Linked DNA regions of Homo sapiens: region 2 is linked to region 1. A link is a loop called in an ENCODE intact Hi-C map of the cell type or tissue named here. Cell type or tissue: sigmoid colon. All regions are shown on one strand. Each heading gives the region's core, and the rest is flanking DNA. Links, peaks and the distances in the headings are about the cores only.

What was found. Hi-C counts contacts between places; a loop is a spot of excess contacts. Peaks named below come from ENCODE experiments on the same cell type or tissue, not always from the same donor. Only the 100,000 strongest peaks of a DNase experiment are listed, where the experiment ranks them.
Region 2: a loop joins it to region 1, with 5 times the contacts of the local background. A loop is called at or near these places in 2 of 110 quality-filtered maps.

The regions. Positions count from the first base shown.
Region 1 is chr2:47,766,871-47,769,774 of GRCh38, forward strand. No RefSeq gene overlaps it. Among named protein-coding and RNA genes, the nearest start is that of MSH6, 15 kb to the right of the region's middle. In sigmoid colon, for the core only: CTCF peaks have their summits at 1,216 (motif pointing left) and 1,420; a DNase peak (open chromatin) is centred at 1,221.
Region 2 is chr2:48,419,260-48,422,163 of GRCh38, forward strand. No RefSeq gene overlaps it. Among named protein-coding and RNA genes, the nearest start is that of PPP1R21, 20 kb to the right of the region's middle. In sigmoid colon, for the core only: CTCF peaks have their summits at 1,668 (motif pointing left) and 1,868; DNase peaks (open chromatin) are centred at 1,242 and 1,652; H3K27me3 peaks cover 227 bases.

The DNA of each region.
Region 1 (2,904 bases), core at 198-2,697:
TGGGCCTGGTGGCGTGTGCCTGTAATCCCAGCTACTCGGAAGGCTGAGGCAGGAGAATCACTTGAACCTGGCAGGCGGAGGTTGCGGTGAGCCGAGATCTCGCCATTGCACTCCAGCCTGTGTGCAAAGAGGGAGATGCCATATCAAAAAAAATAAAAGTGATCAGATATTGGCCGGGCGCGGTGGTTTGTGCCTGTAATCCCAGCACTTTGGGAGGCTGAGGCAGGAGGATCACCTAAGGTTGGGAATTCCAGACCAGCATGGCCAACATGGTGAAATTCCATCTCTACTAAAAAAAAAAAAAAAAAAAATACAAAAATTAGCCTGGAATGGTGGCGCACGCCTGTAAACCCAGCTACTTCAGAGGCTGAGGCAGAATTGCTTGAGCCCCAGAGGTGGAGGTTGCAGTGAGCCAAGATCATGCCACTGCACTCCAGCCTGGGCAACAGAAGCGAAACTCTGTCTGAAAAAAAAAAAAAGTGATCAGATATCAAAGGTAGGGAATTCTTGCTCAACTGACTTAGGATTCTTGTAAAAATTGGATGATGCAAGCCGGGCACCATGGCCAAAGCAGAAGGATCATTTGAGGCCAGGAGTTTAAAACCAGCTTGGGCAACATAGTGAGACTCCCATCTCTACCAAAAAAAATATATTTTTTTAATTAGCTAGATGTAGTAATGTGAGCATTAGTCCTAGCTATTCGGGAGGCTGGGGTGGGAGGATCCCTTGAGCCCAGGGGTTTGAGGTTGCAGAGATAACACAGAAACCCAAAAGTCAAGCCTAGCTGGAAAAGAGCTCAGAAGTGCCTGAGTAGAGTTTGGTCAAGTAGAGAATTTTTGTCAAAAGTGAGGCTGGAATCCCAATGCAAAGGTCTGATTCCAAAATAGGGTCGCCAAATTTAGCAAAACTATTGCGCTGGACATAAGCTAAAAAAAAGTATACCTTTCCACAAAAGATGGTGGCCTAGGGAAAAAAATACTATTTGTTTATCTGAAATTCAAATTTAAGTACATGTCTCTTTTCAATACTCCTTCTCTGACCTTGCGTGGTGCTTGCCTTTGGGATTAGGGCGAGGGGTGTGGGGGTGCCGGCCACTGAACTGGAAGACCAGGGGCCAGACCCTGGAGCCCAGGGACAGTGGGAAGATGAAAGAGGGGCTGCAAAGCCCAGTCGCGCGAGCTTGTTCCGGCGCCTGGTCAAGAGTGCCCTCTGGTGGCCACACGGCGCCCTGCACCCGCAACCAGCGCAGCCCAAGCAGTGGGGACCCGGCCTCTGAGGCGGACACCTGTTCTTGGTTCTGACCTCTACTAAGAGCACAAGTCCGCCCCGGGACTGTAGAGAAGGAAGCCGGGAGGACAGGACAAGTTCAGAGCCACCTGGGATAGACTTTTCAAACCAGTTGTCTTAACTGGAGGCTCTGATCCGCTCCCTGCCAAGGGTCAGCCACTGTCTTGCCGGGGCGGCTGATCTGCAAGATCCTCATACCCCTGAATTTTCAAGGCCCGAAGGAGCAAACGGCTGATATCTGCTCTTCCTCAAACCTCTCGCTGCCCACCACCCTCCTGGCCCCTCTGCTCACTTCCAGGGTGTGGGAAGTCAAATCAAAACTGAGGGCAAGCCGCCGCAGTGGCACGTGCCTGTAGTCCCAGCCACACAGGAAGGAGTGGGAAAGAGGTGGGAATCGCTTGACCCCAGGACTTCCAGACTGCCCAGCGCTGTGATCAGGCCTGTGAACAGCTACTGTACTCCAGCCTGGGCAAAGCAGCAGGACCCTGTTTCTAAACAGGTGAATAAGTGAATTAATACAATTAAGAAAGAAAAAACGGCCAGGCGAGGTGGCTCACACCTGTAATCCCAGCACTTTGGGAAGCCTAGGTGGGCAGATCACAAGGTCAGGAGTTTGAGACCAGCCTGCACAACATAGCAAAACCCTGTCTCTACTAAAAATACGAAAATTAGCCTGGTGTGTTGGCATGCGCCTGTAGTCCCAGCTACCCGGGAAGCTGAGGCAGAAGAATCATTTGAATCCAGGAGGTGGAGGTTGCAGTGAGCCGAGATCGCGCCACTGCACTCCACCCTGGGCGACAGAGTGAGACTCTGTCTCAAAAAACACACACACACACAAAAACAGTCACATAGAAATGTGATTGGACAAAAGGGGGTGTGACCTAAGAGTAATAGATTAGGAGGAGCTCAGCTAGGCCTGTTTGTTCAAATTCTTTTGTGTCTCTGTATGATATTCCTTCTCTCTAGGTATGGGGTAGGACACCTGTCACAGGAGGATCTTCAAGGGAGAAGGGAGGAGGTCAGAGAGTGACCTTGCTAGTTTTTAGGGTTTGTTTCCAGGAAGAGGAGTTCTAGTTTCTCTGACCCACTTTAGGAGAGAAAGGCGAATGGGAGAAAGGAAGTCAGGAGTTCAGAGAAAACTTATTGCTTCTGCAGCCCTCTCAATCTCCTGAAGCTCAAAATACCCTGCATTCCAAGGTGCCATACTTTGGGGCATCATGTTCTGAGCCCAGTGGCAAACATGATCCACATGGGCCCTGTTTTCTTGGGGCTGTTGAGGAGACAGGGGTGGACATAAATCGTCACACAGGGCCGGGCACGGTGGCTCATGCCCGTAATCCTGGCACTTTGGGAGGCCGAGGTGGGCAGATTGCGTAAGCTCAGGAGTTCAAGACCAGCTTTGGGCAACATGGCAAAAACCCATCTCTACAAAAAATACAAAAATTAGTTCGGCATGGTGACGGGTCCCTGTAATTCCAGCTGCTCAGGAGGCTGAGGAAGAATTGCTTGAAACTGGGAGGCAGAGGTTGCAGTGAGCCAAGATCGCACCACTGCATTCCACTGGGTGACAAAGTGAGACCCTGTCTCAAATCAAAAACAAAAACAGTTACACAGCAC
Region 2 (2,904 bases), core at 260-2,759, 650 kb after region 1:
TGGCCTCCCCCATCAGCTGGCTATGTCTGAGCTCTTCAAAGCCATCTCCAGCACCTATCCCAGTGCCTGGCACATGCACCACCCCATTGGTCTATTAAATGAACATATGAATGTATAGAGGAACAGTAGCCAGAATTTAATTTTTCACATTGATTCCTTTTCTCCTCCAGAGGCCCCCTTTGGTGATAGCTCTGCTAGGAAGGCCTAGAGCAGGGAGGGACTGGGAGATATCATAGAGGGAGGCAAAAGGGGTGCTTCTGGACTCTATGCTCTGAGCAGTCTGGTTATGACTATCATGCTCCTGCCACTTCTCTGCTCAGCCGTTACTCCTGCCTTTCATAAGCTCTGATCTCCCTTGATCCCTGGCTAGGGTCAGCTTTACACACAGGGAAAGAAGACTGCTGACCGTGGTGTGATGCCAAGGCTTCAGGAAGGGTTCTCATTCCCAAATACTTTCTTTCTCTTTGTGCCACTTTCCTTGGAGTCTTCTTGGAAAGCAAAGCCTCAGCTACCTGGTTCACTGCTTGAGGTCGTGATGGATGCGTAGAGTATTTTCAGTTTTTCAAAAGGTTTTATGGAAATGCTGTTGTTTCTGTGTTGCTCAGAGTCTAGTGGGGGAGTCGGAAGCATGGGGTTATGGTTGTGGCAGAAGCTTCCAAGGAAAAGCTCAGGATGCAGGAAGAATGCCTGAGGGGAGGCCTTTGGCTGGGAGCACGGAGGGGTCCAGGAGAGGAACTCTTCAGGCAGAGCCAACAGCATCTCGGTGAGCACAGGGCAGTGGGGACCGAGAGGCCGCCCGGGCTGGAGGGCAGTGAACACGGGCAGCGCAGAGTGGCACCGAGGAGGGAGGGGCTGATTGTGCAGGCCCCTAGGCCATGACAGGGCTTCTGCTTTTTACTGGAGGCCACAGGGAGCCATCCGAAGCTGCCCCCTCTAAAGGATTTTCTTGAGCGGGAAGTGGCAGGATCAGATCTGCGATTGAGAGAAGCCCTCCCTCTCTCATCCTCCCGCTCAAGCCCTGTGTCCTCTAAAGCCCTGGCTCACGGAGCAGGAAGGTGGCCTGGAGCCCAGCAGGCACTCAGTGCATGGCCAGAGGGAACGGGAGGCCCAGGGGTGTGCAAGAGAATGGGCGCCCGAGCCTGCAGAGCGCCTGGCAGTTTAGAGCGGTCCCGCCATCTTCGGGGTCTTCCCTGCCACAGAGGCTTCTGAAGGTCGAGGCCCCTCGTCTGTCCCCAGTGACGCCCCTGTCCACACGGGCCAGCTCACTCCTGCTCTGCTAGCCAGGCCTATCCAGGACAAAGAAGGGGCTGTGCCCCTGCAGAGAGGGGGGTATCCTTTCCCAACCATCAAGTGAGAAGGAAGGGTCCACACCCAAAGCTAAGCCCCAGGGGAAGACAGGATGTCCCAACACATCCTGTAGAAGCACCTAGTCATCTTCCAGTTACCAATTTGCCTTACTTGTTCTGTTCAAATAGGGTAATTGTTTCCCCAAAAAGACTTGGGTATAGTGGAATGAAGTCACCAGAGACGTGCCTAAACAATGACAAACACCGGTCCTGGGTGCGCCGAAACCCTGGTAACCAGTTACTCAGACTGCGGGGCTGATTTTATCTTTCCTGAAGCAGCCGCGGAGCAAATTCAGTGATGGCACGCCCCCTGGTGGTGATACGAGGTTCTACCAGGCAGAAAGGACCGTTCTGGGGAGCGACTCCTCTGGGTGGAACGGAGAACGGGAGGAGGAGGAGGTTTCCGGACGTTCTCAGCGGCACATATTCATGGCTAATAATAAATGTTGATCTGTTGATTGAAATATGAAATAAAAGTGATTAATATAACCATTAGTAATCAAGGTATTGGAATGTGAGAATTTTAATAAAAGGTAAATCATCAGCCAAGGCAGGAAGAAAGCAGGGAGAGTTGGTCTGATAAGAGAAATAACTTTTGAGAGCGTCCATATACTTTCTGCTTTGACACTGTGGGTATTATATACTGTCTTTGTTTACCTAAGGCAGCCTCTCTTTTTATTTTGAAATTTTTCAAATATACACAAAACAGTGAAAAGAACTATAAATCCCCACATACCTACCACCCAAGTTCTGGAATATCAAGTTTTTGTCACTCTTGCTTTATGTATCCGATTTTATTTTATTTTATTTTATTTTGAGATGGAGTTTCACTCTTGTCCCCCAGGCTGCAGTGCAGTGGCGCGATTTCGACTCACTGCAACCTCCGCCTCCCAGGTTCAAGCGATTCTCCCGCCTCAGTCTTCTAAGTAGCTGGGACTACAGGTGCATGCCCGGCTAATTTTTGTATTTTTAGTAGAGACAGAATTTCTCCATGTTGGCCAGGCTGGTCTTGAGCTCCTGACCTCAAGTGATCTGCTCACCTCGGCCTCCCAAAGCGCTGGGATTACAGGCGTGAACCACCGCACCCGGCTGGCATGTTCTTACATAGCCACACGCCCTTATTTCATCAAAAACATTATGTAGGCTGGGCGCCGTGGCTCACGCCTGTAATCCCAGCACTTCGGGAGCCCGACGGGGGTGGATCACGAGGTCAAGAGATCGAGACCATCCTGGCTAACACGGTGAAACCCCGCCTCTACTAAAAATACAAAAAATTAGCCGGGCGTGGTGGCGGGCGCCTGTAGTCCCAGTTACTTGGGAGGCTGAGGCAGAATGGCGAGGACCAAGGAGGCGGAGCTTGCAGTGAGCTGAGACCGGCCACTGCACTCCAGCCTGGGCGAAAGTGCAAGACTCCGTCTCAAAAAAAAAAAAAAAAAAGAACATTTTATAATTCCTTGGAGTCATCTAAATCAAGCTCGTTCAACCCGTGGCCTGCGAGCCACATGCAGCCCAGGACGGCTTTGAATGCAGCACAACGCAAATTCGTAAGCTTTCTTAA